Regions from separate parts of the Homo sapiens genome. Here region 2 is linked to region 1. The links are chromatin loops, found by intact Hi-C in ENCODE. Cell type or tissue: endothelial cell of umbilical vein. All regions are shown on one strand. Links, peaks and the distances in the headings refer to the core of each region. The heading gives the core; the rest is flanking DNA.

What was found. Peaks named below come from ENCODE experiments on the same cell type or tissue, not always from the same donor. Only the 100,000 strongest peaks of a DNase experiment are listed, where the experiment ranks them.
Region 2: a loop joins it to region 1, with 8 times the contacts of the local background. A loop is called at or near these places in 9 of 110 quality-filtered maps.

The regions. Positions count from the first base shown.
Region 1 is chr4:113,458,622-113,474,313 of GRCh38, reverse strand. It overlaps CAMK2D (calcium/calmodulin dependent protein kinase II delta), which reads left to right. Exons shown (of 21, transcript NM_001321571.2): 17 at 8,710-8,785; 18 at 14,073-14,167. Among named protein-coding and RNA genes, the nearest start is that of CAMK2D, 300 kb to the left of the region's middle. In endothelial cell of umbilical vein, for the core only: no CTCF peak of the experiment used is centred there; DNase peaks (open chromatin) are centred at 5,173, 5,893 and 6,523; H3K27ac peaks cover 2,431 bases.
Region 2 is chr4:113,381,731-113,396,118 of GRCh38, reverse strand. It overlaps ANK2 (ankyrin 2), which reads right to left. Exons shown (of 46, transcript NM_001148.6): 46 at 12,383-14,388. It overlaps LOC105377374 (a long non-coding RNA gene), which reads left to right. Exons shown (of 5, transcript NR_199847.1): 4 at 5,298-5,417; 5 at 7,669-8,626. Among named protein-coding and RNA genes, the nearest start is that of MIR8082, 240 kb to the right of the region's middle. RefSeq lists an enhancer at 9,912-10,641. In endothelial cell of umbilical vein, for the core only: no CTCF peak of the experiment used is centred there; a DNase peak (open chromatin) is centred at 12,688; H3K27ac peaks cover 1,867 bases.

The DNA of each region.
Region 1 (15,692 bases), core at 4,826-7,325:
TGAATGCCAAGAGACTTTATAATCTTAAATCTGAGCAGAGGATGTGAGTCTTTGACCAGTTTCTTAAAATCTTTTTCTTCCATGTCATCAACTCTTAACTGGAAATGGTACCACACCTATGTGATTCATGGAACATCTTAATACTTGAAATACTCAATGGTATTCACAATGCTGTGCTATTTCTAGCTTCTGCAAGTCAGCTGGGGGTGGCAGAATAGTTACCCAATTACTTTAATGTGGCTAGAGTGAATTCTTTCACATAAGCAAATGTTCTGTGTAATCATAGTTTCTTTAGACTCTAAAACATTTATTTAAGTCATTTTTTAATGAAAATCTTTATAAATACTTTATACCTCCTTTAATTTAATAGTAAATATTTTATTTCCATTTCCGGTCAAAGGTAATTTTAGGAATAACATGACCATATTTTACTGTAACCCGTGATATCCTTGCAAACTAAAAAAAACATAAACCTATTTGTACTTATTCTAAATGATCCCAATGCTAGATCTTTCTGATCTTAAAGATTTGTTAATTATTTATTATTAGGCTATAGCAATTTAACAGGGCTAAGACTGATATTACTTCTTCCCCAGTTAACTATCATTTTGTACTATGAAACTACTCTGCATTATATAGCAAAGTTCAAAGATGGTTTGAATAATTTATTTATTTTTTTTAATCCTGAAAGCCTCTAGTAATTAAAGGGTGAAAAGTTGATGTTATTCAACAGGTGACTTCTGGATAAAAGAGGTTTACAGTAAACATTCGTGAATAGAAATTTAGTAATTGCCATGTCTTATATTTGAATAAAATATTAAATCACTCAACTTTAGAATCTGTGATAAGTTTGATTTTAAAAGCCAAAATTATGAAAATTCCTCTCCCCAACATTAACTGCTACATCAGTCTAGTGAAGTAAAAATAAAGTCACAGAGAAACAAGCCGCTAATTGCACAGAGAATGCCAAATATAACTGAATTGATAGGCACCTTTTTCTGTAAAACTACCAAGAGCATAATTTGTATAGTTGCCTAAAATAGTAACTATTCCCAAGGGTTAATTTTGTTAATGGCAGCATGGAAAAAGACAATAAAACCACGGGGCACCCAGTTGTGTGAAATTGATGTAATAATTAATTACACCCTTAGCCTAGTAATTAAGTAGTCAGTCACCTTGCCAGAGTAAGTTCAAAGGCATTTAGGTGGTTCATTTAAGTTTATGATTTCAAAATATTGAAGTAAAGCACTGTGGGCTGGAAAGGAACATAGATCAGTGAATTGAACAGCAGAGGGGAACCTTAGCCAAATAAAGCTCTAACCCTGGCACAGCCTCTGAATTTGCTAGATGACTTGAGCAAGTCACTTAACCTCCTTGTCCTTCAAGTCTCTGACAGCCAAGTACCCAATAACCTGTAAGAAATGTAGAAAGAAGGATTTAAATTAAATAGAACTAGACATATTAAGAAAGTAAATAAATAGAATTGCTAACTTAAGATGATACAAAAATTGTTGCTATATAACAATTTTAATTGCACAGCTTTTGATCATTGAATAAGTGCTTTTTAGGCACAATTCACTAAAAGATTTCAACATATGACACTCTGCAAACATCCCAGTGAAGACACATTTGCAGGTATAAATTCAGTTTATTTTGTGGTCCAAGTTTCATTGTAGTCAGCTAGACCTCTCAATAGGGCTTATCATCAAGTAGTTTCACTTCAATGAACTGATTAATCCAAAATCTAAACAACTGAAAAGCTCAAGCTCAAATACTAGAATTTCTTTGCACTCAACCCTCTTGAAAAGAAATATTAAATGTAAACATTGACTAGAAGTATCTGGTTTATCTTACTAAACTTTTAAGATTAAATCTGCTGCTATTCCGGCATCTGAAATACTGCAGCCTCATAAACTTTGGTCCTGATGCAGACTCTGAAGTATCCAAGGTGCCTTCTCAGCACCGCCACATCCAAACTGCTATCATACATGATAATTGTCTACATACTTGCATTTATCTAGTGATTTAAAATGTACACAGTATTTTATATATATTGTCTAACCATATACTGATATTTATTCATACATGCATGCATTTATGGACGTTGACTCAGTACTAGGTGTTCAGACTATAAACTGGTCAAGTTCTAGTTAGATATATGAACATCCCGTGATAATGCAGTAAGATCAAAGTAACGTAAAGTAGCTGGGTCTGAAGCACGCAGGAAGAGCAATACAGACAAAGTGACACTTGAGCAAGGTATTGAAAAAGATTTTCAGGCAGAAGAGGGAGAGCTTCTGGCAGAAGGAAAAATGGCAGGAAAAGTACAGTTATCAAAGAGCCAGGACTAGCTGAGGAAAGGTGAGCCCCTTGGTGTGGCTGGAGAATATATAAAAGCCCTAGAGGACAAAAAGTGTCAAGAGATAAAGCAGGAAAAGTAAGAAGATCTTTAAAACAGAGAACTTTGGGCTTCAGCTTCTAGACCATGAGAGGAGGGGGACTAGAAACCTTAAAGGGGTGGGGGACAATGGCAGCTCTGTTCTATAGAGTGATGATTCTGCAACAGTGAGGAGTGAGAGAGGCCGGTGTGGGAGACCTGGGAGCAGGAAGGGTCAGGAACTTCCGAGAGCCTGAATCAGAGTAGTGGCAGTGAGCCTAGAGAGGAAGAAATGGCTCTGAGAAAGAGTTGGAAGAATGTAGAATGGCTAAAGATCTATGAGGAATAAAAAGAAAGGAGATAGCAAGGCTTCCAGTTTGGGCAGCTGAGTAGATTATGATGCCACTATCCAAGATGAGAAATTCCAGAGAGGCATCAGACTTTGTGAGAAAAATACTGAGGTTCATTTTGGGCACCCTGGGTCTGAAATGCCAGGACAAATTCAGATGTTTAGAATGCAGTTAGAAATATGAGCATGGAGCCTAGAAAGATTTAAGGTCTCCGAGATAGAGAATTGGCAGTCTTCAGCATGCGGTCAGAGCCAGAGGAGTGAATGAGATTGCCAAGAGTAACCAAATGAAATAATTAAGAGGCTAAGGATGTATCCTGGGAAACATCATCAGAAGTGCTAAGGAAAAAGAATGATCCATGGAGGATTGGATATGGAAACAAAGAAAGAATTGAATCCAGAAGAAACCCCAGGTTTTGAGCTGGGAGACTGGCAAAATTGTGGTTTCATTAGCAAAAATGAGTAAGTCAGGAAAACAAAGGAGTTCGATGATCAGTTTTAGACAAGTCAAAAAGTGTTTTCTGTCATTGTCAATAAACGATAAGACATACTACTTTATACTTAAATTATTTCCATTTGTCAATTTTATATTTCTTAAAGGCTGTCTGGTTATCACCAAATAATGTACCATCATATATTTTAAAAAGGTCATTGGATTGGGAATCGAAACCAATTGAGTTTGTTCTGGACCTACTATTCATTCAAATACTTATTAAACATTTCCTATATGCCATGCACTGTGTTATCTGCTAGAGATGCAATGGTGCAGTACCACCCTTCTAGAGTAATAGAGAAAACTGATTAATCGGTTACATGCAAATAAATATGTAAATACAAGTGTACTAAGTGCTTTTAAAAATCAGGTGCCAGCTATGTATGAATTCATAACATCGCGGGGACCTGACCTAACATGAGGCTCAGGGAAGACTTTTTTTTTTTTTTCTTTTTTTTGAGACAAAGTCTCGCTCTGTCACCAGGCTGGAGTGCAATGGTGCAATCTCAGCTCACTGCAACCTCCACCTACCGGGTTCAAGTGATTCTCCTGCCTCAGTCTCCCGAGTAGCTGGGACTACATGTGCGTGCCACCACACCTAGCTAAGGTTTGTACTTTTAGCAGAGACGGGGTTTCACCATGTTGGCCAGGATGGTCTCTTGACCTCGTGATCCACCCGCCTCGGCCTCTCCAAGTGCTGAGATTACAGGCATGAGCCACCGCGCCTGGCCCAGGGAAGGCATTTTTGAAGAAATAATAGTTGAATTGAGATCTGATAAAAGAAGTAGGAGCAAAATGGGGGGGGTGCAGTTTTCCAAGAAGAGAAGACAGTACATATAAAGGGCTGGTAATAGGAGGCAGAATGTCCATTTTGAATTGGTAAAACAAAGGAGCAAGAGTGGATTGGAGAAGATAAAGTCAAAGAGTCTGAATGAGTCTAATGAGATGGGCAGAGTCCAGATTACGCAAGGTTTTGTAGTCTCTCTTCAGGTACCTATCCTGAGAGCAGTGAGAAGGTTTTAGAAGAGTTCAAATAGAAGGTTATCTGAAGAGATAGGCATTTAAAAAAAAGAAAGAGAGAGAGAGAGGTGGTTGCATTGTAGAGAACAGAATAGTGAAGAGCAAAATTGGTTGCAGAAACACTAAATCAGAGGGCTGTTACAGAGCCTGGACAAGAAATGATGGGTGCTTATACCCAGAGAGAGTGGGGGTGAAGAGGAAAAAAAGTCAAAAAGAAGAGGAAGGCAAATTCAACAGAACTTAATGGATTGGCTTGAGGTGCTGGATTTAGGGAGTCAAATATGATCCTCAGGTTTCTTTCTGGCTTATGCAACTGAGAGATGATCTTGCCATTCACCAAAATGGGGATCCATGGAAGAGCAAGCAGGCTTGTAGTGGTGGAAGTTCTTAAGCTCAGTTCAGTATATGTTGGGTTTGAGGTCCATTTGAGATACCCAAATGGAGGCTCAAAAATAGCCTTGACACATAGATCTGAAGGAAGAGTCTAGAAAGGAGGTTAACAATTTGGGAGTCATTGGAATATAGATGACTATTTAAAACACTGGTGTACACAGGACTTTAGGGATGCAGCATGAGATAAGGAGAGGGACTCAAATTGAGTCTTTAGAAGGAATTGAAGCATTTAATATCCAGGTAGAGAAGGATAACATGGCAAATGAGAATGAGAACATGTAGAAAAGCAAGAGAGTTAAGTAAAAGGAGAGTGTTCCAAGACAAGAAGGTGGGAAGGAGTGATCAGCAAACTCCATACCTTTGGGCAATGCGCATAATCCCTTTATTTATCTGTTAAACCAAGAAATAATCACTGCATTCCTGAGTATTGTTATAGTAACCAAATCTAATGTTTGAGGAAATGTTGAAATCTGTAAGTTGTTTTATTATGTAGTTACTCTCAGTTCTTGGGTTTTATTTTGTTTTCAAACACTGGGATCATTCACACCCTTATCTTACTCTTCCAGGCCTCTTAGAACAAGAGCCAAAAATATATGAATTTGAAAGGGAAAATGTTCCCAATTCTTTGTGCATAATTGCATGGAAAGTAATTCCACTCAGAACCTGGAACATCTCTCCCACTTGGTTTTCTCTTTTTCCTTTTCCTAAGAATCTAGAAATCGCCAGAAAGTACTTTGTGTCCTATGAGTATAGGCTTGAGCACTTCAGTTCTAGAAATAAACCTAGTAGGTAAACAGCTTCCTGCGATTAAATGGCTAGCTCTGGAGTGGAAGAAGCTTCTGGTATTCAGGGAACACCTTACTGGTACATTCTGCATTCATCGTGGTATAATTAGGGACACATCACAAGCTCTCCACTTTGACTTTTGGAGTGGTTATTTATTACTTGGTGTTCAGGAAGAGGGAAGGCCAGATGAGAATGGACCCCCTCCCCACACAACTTGTCTGTCCAAGCCACTGACACAGTAACTGTTCCTCAACCTCACTGCTGATTGAGAGTAGAGCTAGCTAACACCAAACCCTCGCTCTTCCTCTAGGTCAGATGCTGGGCTTGTGGCAACAGTTCCAACAACAAGCTGACTACTATATACAAATGATTCATTTCCAGCCTTCTGCTTTCCTTTAAAGAGTCAGCTGTCATGTGCCGCCTGTGACTCACTCAAGCTCCTTTGCCCCAGTGAAATAAGCACTCTAAAGATTCCTGAGTTCCAGGCCCCTCCTAAGCCAAACGAGTCACATTGTTTTTATGGTGATACAGCACAGAAGCATCCTGGCTAATTCCCATTTGTTGTCCTGCCAGCAAAAGCACCATCGTTTCTAAGCATAAGAAGTGAGAGAAGGCAATTTGTGTTGCTTTGTTTATGCAGGACAACCCTTAAGCCAGTTGTGGCATGCAAAATACTTAAGAGTGAATGCGTATTTCCACAGTGGTTCAGAAAGTAAAAGATGGCCATATACACCCGATGATTCTAATTCCATATTATGCTTGTGAGGCAGTGCAGAGACTTTCAGAAACTTTAGGAAGTGATCCTAAACTCTTCACACTCTATAAACTGAAGCCTACCCTAATGAAGCTCCACGAAGGACGTTGATCTTATGCTCATTTCAAATTGGCCATGTTTTCTAAACTGTAGTTTTTCCTATCAGCTGTATATCAGACCAAAAAAAAAAATCTGTTAGTTTGAAATGAGGATTTCATGTGAGAGAGAAGTTTTGGTGGCCACATTTTTATAATCTCATTTTCTGAGATCCTCCTCACCCGTATCCCTTATATTCCAGAATCGGGTCAGCTGTCATTAGCTTTTGCCAAATGTTCATACTGTTGAGGGCACAGACAGATGAATCACCTATTGCCTAACTGAATTAAGCTAAAATGTGTCACTGGCAGGATCCTTATTACAAAATCATGCCCTGATACCACTTCTGTCACTATGTTTTGCTGTTGAATGTATTATTGATATTCATCAATCAAATGAGCAAGGGCAAGAAATGTTTTGGACTTCTGTAGGAGCTGTGTTATATTACTTTATATAAATGAAAAGTAATTATGTAACTAAATATGAATTCTAACCCATATAGTGATTTTTTAATATTATAGACCTTGACATTGTTAGCAACCATATTATGGACTAACTTAATCACATTTTATAGGATAGTTTATTACTTGTATTTGTTATGATATAGTCTCATATAGTCTCGATGAAGTAAAATGTGGTTTATAGAAAATTTATTTTTAAATAATGTCATCACCTAGGTAACCTGAAGTTTCAGAGTGAAAGTAAGCATTTAAGCTTGTGGTTAAAATCTGCTTGATGAAGATCAGATTCATAAAAAATGCAAACTGGTTTCTTTAGTCAATAAAGAATAAAACCTGAGGTCAGCTTTCTTCGTGATCAATAGCCTCACTACCTCAGTAAGATAAGATGGGAAGTAACATTTTGTGATTCCCAGTCTATGTTCAGTGATTTTAAGGGAATATCGCAATATTCTTAAAATCCAGTAAAATTTGATTTCTAAAATATTTCATGCAGTAATTTTATAAATAAGAGAACAGTGTTCTGAAATCAAGAAAAGTTTATTAGTCTCAATTGATTAAATTCACAAACATTGAGCATCTATTCCATAAAAGACACTGAACAAAGCTTTTTAGGCTATACAAGAAAATAAAATGTTCTTTGCCCTCGGGAAGCTTTTAAGTTAACAAGGAAGACACATTACACAGTACAGAAAGTTTAATAACAATTTAAAACAAGTAATAATGTGTTTTAAACTAAAGAAGGTATCAAGAGATAGCATATGCATAATTGCCGAGTGATACAGATGCTGCAGGCTTTCAAAAAAGAGAAAGAACACTTGAGGCAGATGTCAGTAGAAACAAATTCACTGAATAGATAGGATTTGAGCCAAACCACTATTAATAATTTCACCAATTATGGGCTAGGAATAGAAACAAATCATGATTGGTGTTGGGTTTGACAGCTATACCTGGAGGCTTTCATCTTATTATCTGCCTACATCTACAGTATTGATTCATATGTCACTTCTTCAATTTGTAGAGTTTACTAAAGGCCATTTGTCTAAAAACAAAGGCCAGTCACAGTGTCGGCATCCTTTTGTAGAGTTTGTCAAGCAGAAAAGTGAGAAAATGCAAATAATTATATAAAGTTCAATATCTCAATGCAAGATATCATCTTTACTCTGAAGATAGACATATTATTAGAATGATACTTTTTAAGATTGTTTTTAATAACACTTGTTAACTATGAAGAGAAATATGTTTACTAATCCAATCAAGTTAAGGTAGTAAAAACTAATTTTATTTTATTTTATTTTATATTTATTTATTTATTTATTTATTTATTTTTGAGACGGAGTTTTGCTCTTGTTGCCCAGGCTGGAGTGCAGTGGCGTGATCTCGGCTCACTGCAACCTCCACCTCCCAGGTTCAAGCAATTCTCTTGCCACAGCCTTCCCAAGTAGCTGGGATTATAGGCATGCGCCACCAAGCCCGGCTAATTTTGTATTTTTTTTTCAGTAGAGATGAAGTTTCTCCGTGTGGGTCAGGCTGGTCTTGAACTCCTGACCTCAGGTGATCCGCCCACCTCGGCCTCCCAAAGTGCTGGGATTACAGGCATGAGCCACTTTGCCCAGCCTTAGTAAAAACTAATTTTAAAAAACATAGCCTTGACCGACCTTTCAGGTGACTGTTGTTTTCAAACAAATGGAAAATAGCAGTGCTTTCCAAACATGAATGTACTCAGAGGTCACCTGAGAGTCATGTTAAAATGCAGATTCTGGCAGGGCACAGATCACACCTGTAATCCCAGCACTTTGGGAGGCAGAGGTGGGAGGATCACTTGAGCCCAGGAGGTCAAGGCTGTAGGGAGCTGTGATTGCGCTACTGTACTCCAGCATGGGTGACAGAGTGAGACCCTATCTCAAAAATTAAAAATGAAAAAGAATATTTAATATGACTTTTGTCTTTTATTCTTACCCAACTCCATATTTTTGCCTTTAGCACGAAAGCAAGAGATTATCAAAGTCACTGAACAACTGATCGAAGCTATCAACAATGGGGACTTTGAAGCCTACACGTGAGTAGCGGACGTTTACTTTGCTTTCATGCATATGGTAAATATATTTTTTATATGAATGCATTATTCAACATGTCTGAATTCACATATATTTAATTCAAGGTTTGATATGTTAACAATAGTTTTATTTCATAAATGACTAAGTGCCCCTAGGAGAGAAAAATTTCAGAGAAAATTTCAGAGAAAAGATTTCAGAGGCCAGGCACAGTGGCTCACACCTGTAATCCTTGCACTTTGGAAGGCCAAGGTGGGAAGACTGCTTGAGGCCAAGAGTTCAAGACCAACCTGGGTGACAAAACAAGACCCCGTTTCTACAAAAAGTTTAAAAATTAGTCAGGCATAGTGGTGCACACCTGTAGTCCCACATACTTGGGAGGCTGAGGCAGGAGGATCACCTAAGCCCAGGAGGTCGAGGCTGCATGGAGCCATGGTCACATCACTGCACTCCAGCCTGGGTGACAGAGTGAGACCCTGTCTCAAAAAAGAAAAGAAAAAAGATTTCACAGAGAGAAGGCTTGACTTCTGATCCAACGATTGGAGATTTCTTTGTAAATATACAGATGTATAACCACTCCCACATCACACATACAGAAGTCCAGATGAGAAAAGGTCAGTCCAGGCAGAGCAATTCATGTGAGCAAACACACAAAAAAATATGAAAGTACATAAAATGTGCATTTCAGCTTAAGAAATGTTTTCCCTTGCAGTTCTGCAGAGGTTCTGGGGCAGAGAAAGAGATTAGGAGGTGACATGAGGCAGCCTTCTCTCTTCAGCCAGTACAGCTCAACTTTATCTGCATCTCTTTTATATGTTTGTATCTTAAGGAAAACTTTACTTGAAGAATGGGTTTTAATGCTTATTTAAAGTTTATAAACTCCTGGATCATAGGAACTATGAAGGAAATTACTTTGCTGAAGTTAAAATAAAGCATTCAATTTAAATAGGGCCTTCTCCTTACACCATGCAACTAATGAGTTCCACCCCAGTGAAAGACTTAAAATGCAAAACGGAGATTGAATCTGATCTCTGGCTAGAAAGATCCAAAAGCTGAAGATATAATCATAAATGAGAACATAATATGATTATACCTAAATAGATAAAACGTGTATACTTTAATTAAAAAACCAAGAATAAAAGAGACAAACTTAGAAAAACATTTGCAAAACATATATCAAAATTTAATTTTTTATATTGCGTGAATATGATTGAAAAGTAGAAAAATAGGTAAAGAACATGAACTGACTATTATCAGAGGAGGAAATATAAATGACAAGTAAACTAGTAAAGGCATATTCATGTTTACTAATTAAGTATACACAAACTTGAATGCAAGAGCCTCTTCTCCCTATAAAGTCAGCAGAGATGTAAATTCTGCTGATAGCCAGCAAGGTGCAGATACTGCAGGACAATGGTGACTTTCCTCCACCATGGAATAAAACACAATTGGGTGCAAACTTTCAGGGTGGTGGTGGTGGCAGATATGGGGGGATTAGTAATATATTTTGTTGTATAATCTGTTATTATATACCTGAAAGCTTTTATAAAGTCTCACTTTACTGTAATACTATAATTCTACTTATAAGAATTTAACAAGTATAAATTTTTTATGTAAAACATGAACAAAAATTTGTGAACAAAGATATATACTGAAGCAAAATTCATAATAGTGAAAAATTGGAAACAATGTATATGCCCAACAGTACCATTCCCATTAAATCATCTTTGGTACAATGGTTATGTTGAGTTTCTAGCGACCTGGAAAAATATTTATGATGTTTTTACTGAAAATTAAGCAGGACTTAAAAGACTATGTACATAATTATTACAACTAAAAAAGTAAAAGGTATTAAAAGTGCCAGGTGCGATGTCTCACGCCTGTAATCCTAGCGCTTTGGGAGGCCAAGGCAGGCAGATCACCTGAGGTTGGAAGTTCAAGACCAGCCTGACCAGCATGGAGAAACCCCATCTCTACTAAAAGTACAAAATTAGCCAGGTGTGGTGGTCCATGCCTGTAATCCCAGCTACTTGGGAGGCTGAGGCAGGAGAATCACTTGAACCCAGGAGGCAGAGGTTGCGGTGAGCTGAGATCGCACCATTGCACTCCAGCCTGGGCAACAAGAGTGAAACTCTTTCTCAAAAAATAAACAAATAAATAAATAAAAAGTATTAAAAGTGGAATGAAACATGCCAAATTAGATTTTAAAAAGAAAAAAAGAAGTTGCCTCTGAGAGGTAAAATTATGTGTGAATTTTTTTCCTGCTTTTTTATTCTTCCCAAATTTTACATAAGCAAGTATTACTTTTATCATTAGTTATAAATAAACACAAAATATAAAATATGGACGAGATTAGCTAAATGTAAGACAAACTATATCAGGAGCTTCTTCTTATAACTTAAATATGTGTGCATATATGTATAAACACATGCATATACTTATGTATGAGTGTATCCATTCTTTATCATGACCTAATAAGACATACTTGGAATAAAAGAAATAGTAAAAATTGGAGTTAAGAAGAAGTCTGTTTTCAGAGACAACCGTTCCCTATTAAACAATTGTTTATAGCTGTGCCATAGAACCTGCTTTTTAAAAATTCTTGTTGCTGTTATATCCTTGTTAGATACATATGATTATCCAAAGAATAAGATTATTCTCTTTTTTAAAAAATCTTTTTTTTTTGCAATAGCATTTCCTTGTGGAATGATAAAAAGTTGTGTTTGTTATTGTTAAAAAGAAGTTGCCTCTGAGAGGTAAAATTGTGTATGAATTTTTTTCCTGCTTCTTTTATATTCTTTCTAAATTTATAAACAGATACTACTGTTATATAGGGAGCAATTGTAGCCAGGCAAAAGTGTATGTTTCCTATATTCTCAGTTTAAAATAGGGTATTTTAAATAATGCTAAACCTTGGGATCATACCAGTTCACTAATATCTTTGCCTATGGAGACTTATAATCTGGCCTGATTTTGTACTTTCCAGCCAGAGCTAATCCAACAGGGCTTCCATTCGAGAGCTTTTGGGATGGTAGAATGTACTGGTGGATCCCTGTCAGCTGGTCCTTAGAACACCTGTTCAGATCACACACACCCACATGTCAAATGGCAGCTTTGTGGATCTTTCATTAATACAAAGCCTTTTATGGGGTAGATGGATGATTAGATAGATAGATAGATAGATAGATAGATAGACAGACAGACAGACAGACAGACAGACAGACAGACAGACAGACAGACACACACACACACACACACACACACACATTTCCAAATATACTGACTCTTTTTCATGGCTGGGTAAGAAGATCCATCATGGCACAGTGATTCCCAGATTATGTTAGTACTGATGTAAGGCAGTAAGAAATTTTGGTTCACTGATAATGACAACCAAAAACCATATTTATAGAGGAAGTAATAGCCCCTGGCAGAATAAATTCTTGTTACCATAGGAACGCTGTTCTTCCCATTTTGCTTCTTAGAAAGAGACTATATATATTTGATTTTAAGCTTAAAAATGCCTGCCCAGCAGGCAATCTGAAGTGAAGGTTACTGTAATCCTTGCCCCCATCATCTTTAAGGCACAAAGGATATCCACTGTGATTTCTACTTTTTAAAGGTATTCTTTAAATAACACCGGTTCCACGTTCTATAAACAGTACTGCACTTTGAGGAACTACAGTGAGTTAGACTTTTGAAATTTGTATTTCTGTTGAACATTTAAAAAATTTTGCTCCCCCTCCACCCAAATGGGGAATTTCTCTATGAAATTAGATGTGGCCCCATCCACTGTATTACCCTTTGGGGCAAATTAATAAACAGTCCAAAATCCTTTGATTTGTACTCCATTTGATCTACCTTGTGAACTCCCATTCATTCTTCAAATCCAGGTCTTGTCACCTTCTCTGAGAAGCCTACCCTGATCACCATAGGCCCAAAGGAAATATTTTCTTCTCTGCATTTCCAGGGGCCTTACACACATAACACAGTGACCCTGCTTTCCATATCAAGCAACCAGTCATCATTCCCCAAGCATACTCTGCATTTTCACAGCAGCAGACCATTGCACTTGCTGTCCTCCCCCTGCCCACCACCTCCCACACACCTGGAAAACTCTTACTCATTCTTCAAAGCCCAGCTCAAATTTTCTTCCTCTCTTAAACCTTTCCTGTTCATCTATTCTAGTATTGATTATTGTATAATTGCTTGTTTTGAAGAATATCTGCCACATAGTAAGTGTTCAGCAATTCTTTACTGAATAAATAAATTTCTCCAAAGAAAGCTCATTGGTTTTTTCCAAATATTTAAAATTGTGCACCCCTTTATTGAATCATATTTCTAGGATTAAGAAAGAAAACCAATATGAGCATTTGAACCTTCTGTTGATTTCATTTTAAAAATAAAATAAACTTAAACACAATAATAAGATGTAAGTCTTGTGGACATTGCCAGGAAGTGTAGGGTGTGATACTTTCTTTCAAGTCAATTGTAATATACATGTTTGACATGAATGTAGGATATGTGGTCCATCAAAAATTATTCCAAGGCTAAGCATGGTGGATCACCCCTGTAATCCCATACTTTGGGAGGTCAGGTGGGAGGATCACTTGTGCCTAGAGTCCGAGACGAGCCTGGGCAACATAAGGAAACCCCATCTCTACTAGAAATAAAAATTTAAAAATTAACCCAGCATGGTACTGTACGCCAATACTCCCAGCTACTAGGGAGGCTAAGCCGGGAGGATTGCTTGAGTCTGGAAGGTTGAGGCTGCAGTGAGCCATGATTGCACCAATACACTCCAGCCTGGGCAATGGAGCAAGACCCTGTCTCAAAAATAATAATAATTATTATTATTATTATTGCAGAAGTATTTAATTTCAGAATCAAAGATAGTTTTATAGGATTTGGAGAGTGTCTTACACTTGGACAATAGGACTTGGAGAGCATTTTTAAAAAATAGTAAACCTCAATCAAGAGTTAGAAAAACTGGAAAATTCACCTTAAAAATAAAAAAGTAGAAATTATAAAAAGGGGCCTCCTAAAATATTGTGTATTATCATCTGCTTGAACTGGATAAATTAGTTTGTTCCTATCAGAGTTCTCTGCAAAATGTCTTTTTAAGAGTCTGCTCCTCAACCCACCTTGCCAAGGTTTATGATAGAACTTTTGTATGTAAGTGTTTTTAGAGGCTCTTTCCTTCAGTGACTGGTAAATCAGAATGTTTACACATGAAACAACAAAACACATTAAAGCACCTATTAATTGGTTGTTTTCATTATTTTTCTTTTACAGAAAAATCTGTGACCCAGGCCTTACTGCTTTTGAACCTGAAGCTTTGGGTAATTTAGTGGAAGGGATGGATTTTCACCGATTCTACTTTGAAAATGGTACATTTATTCCTAATTTAATAACATGCCCTTTTTAAACCTCTCTGAATTTTCCCAAATTTGCAGATTATTTTGCTCTTTTCTACAATGAGAGTTTTTACCTTCATCCAGCATTTGAAACCATACAATGGTTTTGTATTCAAAATTGAAAAAAAAATATGTCAGGCTTGGCTTACAGTTTTGGTGTGTTTTAAAAAATATCTTTGTAAAAAAATTAATGTTGACTGGGCACTGTGGCTCATGCCTGTAATCCCAGTGCTTTGGGGGCCGAGGCGGGTGGATCACTTGAGGTCAGGAGTTTGAGACCAGCCTGACCAACATGGTAAAGGCTCATCTCTACTAAAAATACAAAATTAGCTGGGCATGGTGGCGCACACCTGTAATCCCAGCTACTTGGGAGGCTGAGGTATGAGAATTGCTTGAACCCGTGAGGTGGAAGTTGCAGTGAGCCAAGATCGCAAGCCTGGGCAACAAGAGTGAAACTCCATCTCAAAAAAAAAAAAAAAAAGTAATGTTGATTGAATACACTTCAAGCAAGTTGCAGTTAATGTATAATATAAGCTATAAAGCAGTTACAAAAAATGTTATTTCACATTTTCATAAAACTATATATAAAAAAATTAGGCAGGCACGCTGGCTCATGCCAGTAATCCCAACACTTTAGGAAGCTGAGGTGGCAGGATAGCGATAGTTTAAGGCCAGAAATTCAAGACCAGTATGAGCAACATAGTGAGACCCCATCTCTACAAAGAATATAAAAATTAACCAGTCATGATGACAAGCACCTATAGTCCCAGCTACTTGGGAAGCTGAGATGAGAGATCACTTTGAGCCCAGGAGATTGAGGCTGCAGTGAGCTATAATCATGCCACTGGACTCCTGCCTGGGTGACAGAACGAGACCCTGTCTCAAATTTTAAAAATAAGAAAAAGAAAAAATAGGAGGAAAAAATTTTTAAAAACCACACCATGCCAAAATATTTAACATAGAAGAGTGCTTTCAAGCATATGTGATGCTTATTTTCAAAGTAAAATGAAAATGAAGGTGAGTAATCAGATAAATCTTTCAATTCAAATTTTAAGACTTGTGGTAGTTTCAGAGGAAACAGCCACTTTTCAAAGAAGGTGACAAAAGAAGTTCATCCTGCAGAAATCCTTCAGGTCATCAAGAAAAATGTAAACCAGGAATTCCCTTTATCCTTCTCTTTTTCCTTACACCTAATGACATTAGACATTATGCTGTGTTTGCATCTTGCATTAAGGGAATTTACTATTTTTGCAGAGATCTTATTGAATTAAAAAAGAAATGTATTATAGGAATGATTAGGATAATCACATCACTTTCAGTAATTATAAGCTTTGATAAGAATGTCTGCCTTGGCATGGATTTTCGAATTAAGATGTGTTGGATGAGTTACTTTTTCTTATATGCATTAGACATTTACAAACAAATAAACAAAAAGAACTATTTGATAAATTCTCTTTAACAAAATTTCAGTAAATGTTATCATATTCCCTATATTCCA
Region 2 (14,388 bases), core at 11,554-14,053, 85 kb after region 1:
TAAAACGCAGACTTGTTAAAAGTCCTCATAGCAAAGGTTTGGAAAGTCTGCATTCACACCTTCATGTACCCTTTCAGTAAATAATTATTATCTACTATATTCCAAGTACTATGCTATACCTTAGAGTACAAAGATGAAAACAGAGAAAGGATCTGACATAAAAGAGCTGAATTCTGGTTGGGAAAACAACAAAGTGAATATACTACAGTGAGATTGTCGCTGAAGTAGAGAGACGCAAGAAAGAGCACCTTAGACGACCTTGTAGAGACAAGAAAACCTGTGGGGAGACCATACTTGGGGTGTTTCTTGGAAGAGCTTCTCACGGGTTGGGGAAGAAACATTTCAGGGAGCAGGTGTGAGAACTGCAGTGGAGCAGGAGGCAGCTGCGGAGGGCACACTGCCTGAGGCTACACTCACCGCTGGTGGGGTTTGAGAGGTGGATGTTGGGGAAGGGGGCTGATGGAGATTAGCCCAGAGATCAACAGTGGTTGTAAATTATTATTTGCTTTTACGGTAAGTAAATATTACTTAAGTAACAAGGTATAGGATGTAATTATGTGATTCTGTACCCCAAAACGCTCACAAGAAAGTCATTTTCTGTAAGGGAAAAACTGTGAATCGCCAGCCAGATGCAATTATTACCATTTTCTTAGACATTTTATTGCCTTTCATCGCACTAATAGTTCCTAGTGTAATGGAGCTGTTACAAATGTGACCCTACCATTCTGGACCTATCTTTCTAACCGTGAGAGCTTGGACAAGTTACTCTACGTCTGTGTACATCACCAACCTCATCTGCAAAGTGGACACCAGAACCGCACTTACCTCAACAGGAGTGTTTTGTAAATGACAATGCCAGCAAAGTGCTTAGAGCAATATTTGGCTCATAAGAGGCTCTCAAGAACCGTTAGCGATGTTTGAAAGAAGGAATAATATCTAAACACATTTGAACTTAGTTTTTGTTTGTTTGATGGTTGAACTTTAATACAGTTTAACTTAATGGGCACTATGAGAATACAACTATGTGTTAAAATCGAGGCCTGTTAGAGCTGGCAAAGGTTTTAGAGTCAGCCAGTCCACAAGTCTCTCCACATTTTACAGGTGAAACTGTGATCTAGAAAAGTTCAGCAATGTTTCCAGTTACAAAGCTAAGGAGCTCGGAAAGTTCCAGTCTAGTGTGGAAGCCACTCCTAAGGCAAATGACTGATTGTCTGCTGCCCTCTAGTGGCTAGTTTGGGAAATTATCTTCTATACGGTAAGAAATGACACAGTACCACAAGAGCCGTTTATTTGCAGAAGGCTCACCAGGCAGGTTACAAAGTCTGCATGTGTTGTCTCTATAATGCAGTGTAAGTCAAAACTACTGGATGTTTTTATTATTTATATTTACAAGTAACTGCATTTTTTTCATACAAATCATGTAAGGTATTGCTCTTTTTGAGTATTTACAGCTTTCCTATGTTTAACTCACCTCTCCAATTATTTAAAACCAAAGTGTTGTTTATATATTAACAACATTTCACTGCCAGTATCTATTTCTGTTGTATTTGATTATTTATAACTAGATCATCTACCCTTCCTTTAAATAGCATATGATTAAAGAGAAGATAAAGAAGAAAGACAAACAAAGAAGAAATGAAGGAAGGAGGGAAAGAGGAAGAAAGGAAAGGGGGGAAGGAAGGAAGGAGGGAAGAAAGGAAGGAAGGAAGGAAAGAAGGAAGGAAGGAAAGAAGGAAGGAAGGAAGGAAGGAGGAGAGGGAGGGAGGGAGGGAGGAAGGAAGGGGCAAGAAAGAAACTACATAGTACTTGATGAGTCTCCCTTTTTATAGAGACCTGGAGAACAACTATGAATAAATCCACATGTTTACACATAAATTACATTTTACACAAATGTGAGTACGTGCTCTGCCGCCTCCTCTGGACCTTACTTACTCATATAAGATATATCTTTTTTTTTTTTTTTTTTTTTTTTTTAGACTCTCTGTTGCCCAGGCTGGAGTGCAGTGGTACGATCTCAGTTCACTGCAAGCCTCAGCCTCCCAAGTAGCTGGGATTACAGGCATGCACCATCACGCCCAGCTAATTTTTATATTTTTAGTAGAGACAGGGTTCCACCATGTTGGCAAGGCTGGTCTTGAACTCCTAAGCTCAAGTGATCTGCCCTCCTCGGCCTCCCAAAGTGCTGCAATTACAGGCGTGAGTCACCACGCTCGGGCCAAGACATATCTTGAAGATAACAGCTATACATGTTCCATTATGCATCCTGTTATAGATATAAAATTTGAATATTTTTACTATGATTTTTTAAAAGGTACAATATCTTCCTTTTGCATGGAGATGATCAATAAATTCCTTATAGTAGAATTGTTGAATCAAAGGAGTTTCTAAATGTTTAATTCTGAAAGGTGTTGTCTTCGTGCATTATTTTTCATTCCCACTGGCCTATGAGTGCCCCGTTTTCCCACTCTTGGGCGACCACTTGGTCTTATAAAAGTTGTAATTATTTCGAAATTGATGGGTTAAAAAGTTGCATCTTAATGTTTTGATTTATGATTTCTTTCATTATCGATGAGACCAGGATATTTTCCCAGGTAAACAAGTCATTTGAATGTTTTTGTGTGCCTATGTGAACAGCTTGTTCATATTTTTTGCTTTTTTTTCTGTTAAATTGTTGGCATATGAGACTTTTTTGGACAGTAAATTTATGCTTTTCCATTTATCTTTTAATTTAGCTTATAATATTCTTTCTGCATGGAAAGTTAAAATATTTATATGGTCAAATGTATTATTTTTTTCCACCATGATTTTTTTCTTGCCTACAAAGATCTTCCTAACCAAAGGTAATAAACCGTTTGCCTAAGCTTTCTTTTATTACTTTTACGGGTTCTTTAAAAAAAATTTACATGTAAATAATTGAGCTATCTATAAGGGATTTTGGTGAAGGTAACGCATAGGCATTCAGCTTTGTTTCCTGCCCCGAATTAGCAGCCATTTGACCTAACACTATAGTGTCTAGGCTTCATTTGAAATGCTGTATTTATTATGTGCCAAATTTCCATTGATTCCCCATCCTATTTCATTGCTCTCGCTGTCTCTTGCTACTCTAGTACTAAACTGTTTTACAAACAGTGGCTTAAAATATATTTTAATATCCGGTAGGTCTACTGAGTCAGGTGACAACATTCCTTTTTTTCTTACCCATAGAATCTTCTTGATTAATTCACATTCTTGTTTTTTCTTCCTATCAACTCAAATTAAAATCCTATAAGCAATTTTATGGTGATCTTATTAAATTAAGAAATAAATTAAGAAGGAATTGATGTATTTAAATTGTTATATGCCTATATATATATAAGTTAGTGCAAGTCCCTCCATTTATGGAAGTAAAAACTTGAAACATTTTAAAATAGGCTCTTTCTAAATGTATAACTAGGCATTTATTCTCTATTGTAAATGATATATAAAATTCCCTTCATTTTTATTTTTAATTTGGAGGGGTCTGTGTGTGTGTGTGTGTGTGCGTGTGTGTGTGTGTGTGTGTGTGTGTGTTAAGGAAAGTTAGACATATTCTATGATGAGTTGAAAAGAGTGACCAAATGGTTGACAGTAATTTTTCTTTCAGTTGGTTCCTTTTGGCTTTCCTGATTCACAAACATCGTTTGCATATTGACAATGTTTACCTATTCTTTTTTTTATTTTTATACTGTATTTCTTGTTTTTTGTCCATTGTATTGAATTGAGTAATACTTCCTTTTTAATATTATGCCTTTAATACTTTGCCTTTAATGTTATGCCACTAAGGACATAGGGGACTTTATTGTCTTATTCTCAGTTTTAAAGCAGAAATGCTCCCAGTGTTCATCTTCAAACAAGATGAATTTTGGTGTGAGGAGCATGTGTCCCCTTCTTAGTTCCCGTAATTAAATTAAAAAAAAAGTTACAAGATAAAAAGGCATGAAGTAAAAGGTATTCCTGATGAAGCACAAATTCTAGTTAAAATCAAAATCAATTGTGAACTACATCTTAAAAGTAAATTCTTTCTAACTGTATTATGTGACAATAGAATCTTCAATTTGCTTTCTCTTTGTGTTTCTTAATAAATGTATGAGGATTTTGACCTTTTTACAAGAAAGAATTCATAAATACTCCCTAACTGATATCACCTTGTAAGCAGATGAGCTAACAATTTAGATACCAATTTTAAAAGGAATGATAGGCCAGGTGTGTGTCTAACACCTGTAATCTCAGCACTTTGGGAGGCTGAGGCAGGTGGATCACTTGAGTCCAGGAGTTTGAGACCAGCCTGGGTGACACGGTAAAACCCCATCTTTATTAAAAAAAAAACCACAATAAAAATGAATGGTTTAATTGGTGATGCTGAGGGCCAGCACAAGGCAGGCAAGAGGAGAGATGTGGTTGTGTTGGGTGAGAAATCAGAGATAAGGTTTTTTCTGTTGTTGCAAATTATTGCAAAAGCTACGCTAAAATGATTGTAACTTAAGTGCTCTTAACAAAGGATTATTTGATCATTTGTAAAGGAAATGCAATTCATACATACACATACACATACATAATTTGATTGCCTTCAGGAAGAATACATCCCTTCCTACTTTCTTAAAAGGACATGAAATGGATGCTAAATTTCACCAAATGCCTCTTGGCCAACTATGGAAACATTGGTATGTGGTTGTTTCTCCTTTAATCTTCCAATATGAGGAATTTCATTAACAGCTATTACTAATGAACTATTTTTGCTTGGAACGAAACCATTTGTTTATAGTTTGTTTTTAAAATGCATTGTCAATTATATTATATTTTATTTGTAATTTTTGTAAAGAGATTCCTTAGTGAAATTGGTCTAAGAATTTTTGTTGTGTTATTTTGAGGTTCTTTTGATGTAATTTGCCCAGTTTGGGTACCAATGATATACTTGCTGTCTTAAAACAAGATAAACTAGGAATTTTTCTCCTGGGAGTCTCTGGTGGTTTCAGTATTAAAATTATCTGTGTATTGAGAGTTTAAGAGAATCCATCTGTGACAGCACCTAGATCTCATTCTTTCTTGTGGGGTTAAATATTTGCTGACTCAAATTATTTTATGGTTATTGGGGTTTACCTTTATTATCTCTTCTGTGGTAGATTTTATTAATTATCTTTTAAAAATCATCTCTCTTATTGGAGTTTTTATATTTACTTACAAAAAATAAGGTAACATTTTCTTACTATTATCTATTATTTCCTCTCTAATTATCTCCCCCCCCTTTTTTTGTTTTTGTTTGTTTGTTTGTTCTGAGACAGTCTTGCTCTGTCACCCAGGCTGGATGGAGTGCAGTGGTATGATCATAGCTAACTGCAGCCTCAATTTCCTGGGCTCAAGCAATCCTCCTGCCCCAGCCTTCCAGGTAGCTGGGAACACAGGTACGCATCCCCATATTTCATTAATTTTTAAATTTTTTTGTAGAGACGGAATTTCACCACATTGCCCAGGCTGGTCTAGAACTTCTGGGCTCAAGCAGTCCTCCCACTTTGGCCTCCCAGAGTGCTGGGATTACAGGCATGAGCCACAGCACTCAGCCTCCATTCTCTTTTTTATCATTGCATATTTCTACTTTCTCTTTTACCTCTTGATGATGTTACTAGCCATTATCAATATTATTATTTCAAAAGGTAACTCTTAGATATATTTTGCATTTTCACATTTTTATTTCCTACATTAAAACCTTCATAAATTGAAGGTTTCTATTTATCTCAATATATATAATATGTGGCATGTTCTCTTAAGTTTGCCATAGGCCAGCCCCTCTCCTGATTTTCTATGTTCAGACAATTCACATATTATTTTCCTGTCTGGCTACTCTCAGCACAGGAATTAGAACCCTAGTTTGAAGCTTTTAGTTTTCTTCTGACCTCTGTTTAGCCATATCTCATAGTTTCTAATATGTTTACTGTTCAGCATTTTTTGAAGCCACACTGCAGGAAGATTGAGTAATGAAAAACTAGGAAAGCATATGTAGAAAAAAAGGCAAAGGAAAAGAGAGAGAGAAAGAGAGCATTAGTTAGGTGTAAAGACAGGATTCAGGGATAAATCTATTTTTCTCATAAGCTGTGCTCACAGGCTGGGAGAGAAAGCCATCATCAGTGAGCACACCATGACAGAGCAAGGCCGCAGGAGATGGGGAGGGGACAGCAAGAATGTCTTTGTCCGTTTGGGATGCTGTAACAAAATACCATAAACTGGACAGCTTGTAAACATAGACATTTATTTCTCACAGTTATGGAGACTGTGAAATCCAAGGTCAAGATGCCAGCAGATTTGGTGTCTGGTGAGGGCCCATTTTCCAGTTCATGGATGGCACCTTCACTGTGTCCTCGCATGGCAGAAGTAACTAGCTAGCTCTCTGGGGTCTCTCTTATAAGGATGCTAATCCGAATCATGAAGGTGAAGCCCTGCCAAAGGCCCCACCTCTTAATACTATCATGTTGAGGGTGGAGGATTTCAACATATGAATCACCTCCCAAAGGCCTCACTTCCTAATACCATCACATTGCAAGGGTGATTTTAACATACGAATTTTGAACATAATATTTAGACCATAGCAAGGACACAGGCCATAAATCCAGGAGACAAGAGAGCATTCTTTGTGAGAACAATGAGTAGTAGGGTTCACGTAAATACAGACAATTTTGGAGGTAGTAATAGAAAAGGCATTTGTGATGGCTAATTTACGTGTTAACTTGACTGGGTCATGGGGTGCCCAGATATTTGGTTAAACCCTATTCTGGGTATGTCTGTGAGTGTGTTTGTAGAATGAGATTAACATTTGAATGGGTGAACTGAGTAAAGCAGACTGCCCTCCCTAATACAGGTGGGCCTCACCCAATCAATCAAAGACCTACATAGAACAACAACAAAAAGAAAATAAAAGAAACTAAGACAAAACTTCTGCTTGACTGCCCTTCAGCTATTAGTTTTCTTGCCTTCAGACTCAAACGGAAACACTGGCTCTTCTTGGATCTCAAGCCTGCCTTCAGACTGAATCTATATCAGCTCTGCTCACTCTGCTGAGTGCAGATCTTGCGACTTCTCAACCTCCATCATCATGTGGAACAATTCCTTACAATAAATCTCTTTATATATGTGTGCACACACACACACACACACACACACAGGCATGCATGCACACAGGCACATACACACTATTGGTTCTGTTTTTCCAGAGAACCCTAATATAGCATTGTAGTAATTCATGCCCATTGACATCTACTTTCTTATAAAACAGCGTCAAGTTCATCTGCCAAATGTGAAGCAGATAAGGAAGAGAAAATGGGCTTGAGAAGCAAGAAAGAGATTTTTCAGAATAGTAATGACAAAGTTACTGAATAAGGTCTGTTTCCCTTTATAAATATATTTTTCCAGAAGAAGAAGAATTTTTTCCGGAAGAAAAGTAATTTTTAATTAATTGTTAAATGATCAGTTCAATATGTCTCTGCTGCAAGATTATAAATCCAAAGGGAAGGGTCTGTGTTTTTCAAAGATGGAGTGTTGTTTATTGTTGGTGCCATTTGCTTGAGTTCTTATCCCAGCTTTGTCGTTTTCTCTCTGCATGATTTGGGGCATGTTATTCAATTTCTTTTCCCCTCAGTTTCCTCACCTGGATCTGTTTCCTAGGATTGTGATGGAGATGAAAGAAGAGCATTGAATAGTAACTGGCAATAGTGAAAACTCAGCAAAAGTGACCCATTGGGCCATGATCTTGGCCCAGTCTACCCTGAGCACTATAGCACAATGTTTAAAATATAGTAGGTCTTGAATTGCATGCATTTGTGGATGGATGAAGACTGTTATTCTCTGGCTTAGCCACTGTGATTGATTGTTAGCAGCTGAGCATTATTTTGGACCTATTCTACATTCTTCCCTGCATGTTGGGGGAAGAGCCTCAGGTATACATTTTTTGGAATCCCTTTCCAGTGGGGTTATGTATTTGATTTTGCCGATGAAAGTTGTTTGCCCAAGATTTGAAAAGGAAAGAGAAGAAAAATGATTATACCTTTGGGAGCAGCTGGGGAGAGGTGCATGGACTCTGGCAGAAGACACATGGAGTGTTTTTGCAGCCATATATGGGCTATCTCCTAAGAAACATATACTTTGCTGCTACATGAATCTGAGCCCTTCAGTGGCAGCTTGGATTTCTGATTTCTGCACTGGTGGATTTCTTCGTAGCAGTAGTAGCTCCTCAGTGTGAAAGGAAAATAAAAGCTTGGGACCCCCAATGCACTATGCCACAAGGAAAAAATTAAGCTGAAAGCTGAGTCAAGCAAGACACTGACTTTCCTTTTGTTTCTAAGCAGATAGCTACAATAAAAGGTTAAAAATCCCCACGGGTAGCTACTCTATGTAAAGCGCCAATTTACTGAGTGCCAAACGAATACATAATTGAGTATTCCCCTACCTGCTCCTTTTCCCTTGCAGCATGTGAATTTAGTAGTGTGATCATACCCTTCCTTTTCCTCCTCCAGCCTGCTTTTCCCCGTTCAATACTGAAGCCCTCAAAATTATTTTCGAAGAAGGCACAGACCTATCTCCCAGGCATGTCCTCAATTTTGGCAAAATAAATTTCTAAACTGATTGCGACCTGTCTCAGATCGTTTTTGGTTTACACCTGCCTTCATTTGTTGTGGCACTCCTGACACTGGTGTGAGTTTCTAATCCCCTGCATTAGATCCCTTCCTTCTTAAAATACCTAGAGGGCTTTGTTTTTTGGATTAAGCCCAATTGTTAGGGGATGAATTGTGTCCTCTCCTCCTCCAAATTCATGTCAAAGCCCCTAACACCCACTACTTCAGAATGTGACTGCATCTGGAGATAGGGGTCTTCAAAAAGGTGATTAAGTTAAATGAGGCCATTAAGGTTGGCTGTAATTCAATATGATTGGCATCCTTACAAAATGCAGAAAATTGGACATACACAGAGACATAAGGGATGTGGGCACACAGACAGGAAAGTCCATGTGAGGACAGCGAGAAGGTGGTGGTCTGCAAGCCAAAGAGAGTGACCTCAGGAAAAAAAAATCTTGCCCATATTTCAGTCTTAGACTTTTAGCTTCCAGGACTGTGAGAAAATGACTTTCTGTTGATTAAATCATCTGGTTCATGCTATTTTGTTATGGCAGCCCTAGGAAACTACTACATTAATCTGAACACAAATTGGATTGTTAGAACAATAGACTCTAAATTATCTCCCTGACTCTTTGAGGAGAAAGGGTATGCTATGGTCGTTCTCTAAGGCTCCAAGGTATCACCTATCTGTGAGTCACTTGAAAAATTCACACAAGGCACCTTTCATCCAGAAGTTGCTGCTGTACCAGTGCCATGTGAGTTCTGTAGCACAGCCTAGACGAGGTCTGAGTTCTGATCAACAGCCAGGAAAAACTGGCACAATGCGTATGTGTATTTTTTGTGGATATCATGATTCAGTTTTTTCTGCACATCATAAAGGCAGCTGAGGTGTCCATAGCCACCTCCAGTCAAGCCCAGACCCTGCCCACAATGCTCTGTAGCAGCTGTGGAGGACCTGCTGCTAATGGGGGCATAGCCATTCAGTAGGGGAGTTTGAGTGACTCTCTCCAATTCTGTAGTCAGTTTTGACAGGTAAGAAAAAAAGAACACCTCAAAATAGAGAGTGTGGGGGAAGAAAAAGGAATGGAAACCAGAACCGAGTTATAAGGGCCTGTGATGGTTGATAATGAGTGTCAACTTTATTGGATTGAAGGATGCAAAGTATTGATCTTGGGTGTGTCTGTGAGAGTGTTGACAAAGGAGATTAACATTAGAGTCTGTGGGCTGGGAAAGGCAGGGACACCCTCAATCTGGATGGGCACCATCTAATCCAGCTGCCAGCATGGCCAGAATATAAAGCAGACAGAAAAATGTGAAAAGACTAGACTGGCTTAGCCTCCCAGACTACATCTTTCTCCCACACTGGATGCTTCCTGCCCTCAAACATTGGACTCTAAGTTCTTCAGCTTTGGGACTCGGACTGGCTTCCTTCCTCCTCAGCTTGCAGACAGCCTATAGTGGGACCTTGAGATCATGTGATTTAATACTCCTTAATAAACTCCCCGTATACATATCTATCCTATTAGTTCTGTCCTTCTAGAGAACCCTGACTAATACAGGGCCCACTGAAGAAACAGAAAGAGATCCTGAAGAGTCCTTCCTCCAAATGGGAAGTGAATCGAAGGGCTTAACTGACAACATCCCTGTGATTCTCATTATAATAGGAAAAGATTTAACTGTATTTTCTAACCTACAGGGGTAAGCTAATGCCTTTAACACCTACCCCGAGGCTGACTCCTACACAAAGAGGCAGAGGGTCACAAACAGGGATCCACAATGAACGGACATCAAGGATACTTGCACAACAGGGGCTCTTCTACACTAAGGAGTGACAGACAGGCCAGGGCTGGCTGACCTTCCCTGCCTGGAGCAGTGAGATGCATCCAAGGCTAGTAGCAGTGTCTCCTATTTTACTGATGAGGAAATTGTCATCCAGTCGATAAACCTTTACAAAGTCATGGAAGGGGGCTAGACAGAGCTGGACTGATTCCAATCCAGGTCTTACTGTAAGATAACACACTTACCAATTTGTCACATTGCCTCATGGAAACATTCCATGAACTGAACAACTGAATGTCTCCAGTGACTGAAGACATCTCTTGAAATATTACATGTGCCACTGCCAAATGTCTCTGTTTACCATAGATAATAGCTCCATCCAAAGTCTATCCATATGCACTATTTACTTCATACTGTGGAACTAATTTAAAGCCAGGGAGTACTTTTGTTTTTCCCAGAAGGCCTGAGTATAACCCAATAGGAGTATTTTAATTTGTGTTCAGGACATCGCCCCCTCCATCCCCACCGCACAGATATCTAAAAGATTTTCTTACTTTGGTGATTCAGTCTATGATTGTAATTCTAGCTTCAATTAGATTAGAAAGAGAAATGATACCTTAAATGAAGGAAGGAGCATATAGTTTTTAAGCAGAGGTGGCAACCAAAGACATAGACTTTGAAATATTTTCTTTTAGAGCATGATGAAAGCAAGCAGTTCATTTTTATTCTGTTATTCAGGAGAACCTCGTAGTGATTTTGGTTCTCACTAGACCTACGTTTAACTTCTCTTTATCTGATTTATTCATTTGCCTGACTACTTGCCCACACCCAGACTCTCCATGCTTACAGAAATCAAGTGACTCCACGAGCAAACTAATTTCAAATTCAATTCAAGCCTGTTTCCGAGTGCTTATATGTCACTTTCACCTCTTCATGACTAATACAAATGATTTATGAGTGGTGCATAATCTTCTCTCAGTCTGGAAGTTTCCCCCACCCTACCTTTAAATATACTTCTGTAAAACGGCATATGACTCACTGAAGTTCTTTTACAAAAATGGGTTTTGCACAGCAAATAATTAAACATGAGAAGACATTGAATCTTCTCTGATGCTTTGATTTCCTTAATCAAACCCAAAGTAACACAAGCCCAGAGTTCCTGTAAGTAGAAAGTACAGCACATTAAACAAATGAGAAGGAGAGAGATGATCACACAGACACTCCTACTTTGGAATTATTTTTAACTGTTTTCTTTGAAAAATGTCAAGCATAATTGGTATTTTAAGTTCAGAAGACCTGTAAATCAACCAAGGATAGAAATCAGATCCAGTGAGCTTCCTGTCTCATACCAGATAAGATTTAAATAAAACCTACTCAATTTCTAAATCATGTCTTTTTTGTTTTGTTTTTACTGTAAAAAATATTAAAGCAACAGTAAAGGGATTTTTCAAAAAATGAAACAAAACTCTCCACACACAACTGATTTTGATTTTCCATAGTCCTACCCTGTCTTTATTTATATTAATATATCCATTTAATTTTAAATTCTCAGGCTCTAAGACAGAAAGAAAACTCCAGAGCCAACTGCTGTTCCCAAAGACAGAAAGTATTTAGTGACAGCCATGGCCTCATGGGAGAGAACCAAACCAGTCTTGCTGTGCTGCCAATCCCACTTACCCTTTCTCATCCCCTGCAAGTCCCCAAATTCCTATTTTCTTTCATTTAGTAGTGATCCAAAACAAAAATCCTCATTTTCTTCTTTTGCATAACAAGAACAATAAGAATTTCTTGAGGGCAGAGGCAAAATCTATTTATCCCAGTGCTTAATCCAGTGCCAGGCATATAGCATATTCAGCGACTAAATAAAAACCATAAGAAAAAAAGCAATTTGTGTCTTTCTGTTGGTTTCAAGTCTAGCTCAACTTTTTAAAACCTCTTATTCTCCTGAAATCACAGATTCATGATAAAGAAGAACAAATCACCGTTGCCACATTTAACACTTGTACATTTTATTTAATTAAATCAGCCATTGTACACATTGCAGCTATGTATTGTTAGTGTTGTATTTTTTTTTCCATTAACTAATACATGCCCTCATAGATATATTCAATTAGTGTTATCACCATGGGAACAAGATGCTGATTCGTCAACTGAAAATTCACTTCTTCTCACAGTATTCAAGTTTTTGATAACACAGCAAAAATCAAAATCAAAAAAAGGTGAATAACCATTATGTTGTTACACAGACATCATCTGCACTGCAAATAACACAACAGAAATGCTTTTCTTGAGCTCCAGTGAAGGTTTTGACAAGAAGGCCATAGGGTGTCTCAAAAAGTTTCACCATCGGCCTCTCTTATTTTGGCTGCCAAAGAATGTCTCATTTCCTATCCAACTGCCAAAAAGTGCTAGCATTTGAGGCTTAGGAGATTTGGCTTGTGGGAAACCTCCCTCCCAGGAAATTTTTTCTCTTGGCAACATTACTTTAAATGATGAAGTGCCATTGTTTGTCGCATTTGTTTTTGACATTCGGAGCAATGAGTCATTTTTGCACAACAGGAAAAGACCAGATAATTGGAAAATGTTCAATCCCTGGAGGATAGACTCTGTCCTTTTTTATTTAAATTTCATCTTCATTGAATATACTTTTCTTTAACAAATGACTGATTCAAAATGTATACTGTTTATATGAATATATTTGTGAATATATATATGTTAAAATGCTACACAGCTTCAACCACTAGAGGAATAAGGAAGAGGACATGGAAATTACTCAGATTGTTACAGTCCCTTCTTTGAGACAAACAAACAGAAGTGCACAAATGCACTTAAGAGTTTCCAAGGGAGTGTGGATTTCAAATAAATAAACCAAAAATTTTAACCAAAACCAAATTTTCAAGGATTTCTCAATCTTGTCTGCAAGCTGAAAAACAGACCTAGCTGGAAAGTGAAAAGTGCTCACTCAGGGTAAAAAGAATGGAAACAATTAATGTGATTAGAAGAGGGGTTTGACCGTGGTCTTGATTTTTAAACGCCACATGCAGGTATTAGAGAAGATATAAACCTGAAGAAAAAAAAGAAAGAAAGAAAAAAAAAAAGAAACCACTCCAACATACTGAAGGAGTTTAACCTTTTATGTAGTGGGTAAATCTTGTTTCCAATGAATTATCTACAGTGCAGTGGCCAGAAGAAAGTACCACTGTAAGACAGCGTGGTTTGCTAAAGCAGCAATGAAAACTGGAAAACTACAGTAGTTATAGCTTTTAAAATACCCTGCCAACTTGTCCAAGATCTAAAGACCTGAAGATGCTAGAATGCCACACAATGTAGCTGCCAGCAACTGAATACCCCATCGGTTCATTCTGCGTGGCCTCTGCTCCCTTCTCCCCTCCCTCAGAGTGGCTGTTGGAGTCCTAAGCCATGGCTGGCCAGCACCAGCAATAACTTCTCAGGACAGTTCTGCAAGGCTACTGACCCACCTTTAACTGGGAGCAGTGGCTACTCTGGAAGTTCTAAGGACATAATAGGTTTGAAGTGCTTCTTTTGCAGTAAAACTGTATTATCACTCGATTGTGTTAGCAATATCTTAATTAACCATTGTTCAGCAATTTCTAGAGGCCTTTTATTCTGATGCCCAGTGTAGTTACAATAGGCAGTGGTTTTAATTTTAATATGTTGTTCATCTGAGCATTTCAGCTATATACATTGTACATAGATATTCCTTGGAAGGATTCCTACATAGTGTCACTTGAAGAGGTCTGCAGGTGAAGTTCTTCTGATCAATGGATTTTCATGGATCTTGTGCAGAAGCAAAGAACAATGGAGGTGGCCAGTTCCCAGGTTAGCACAGACACAACAAAGTATTGGATACAGCATCCAGTATGAAGGATGCCATCTTTGGTCACAAATTAGCTTTATAGTTAAAGAGGATGGGGGAAAACTAAAGCAAAATGCCGTATATTTGCTAACAGTGGAAATGTCGGGGTATCCCATT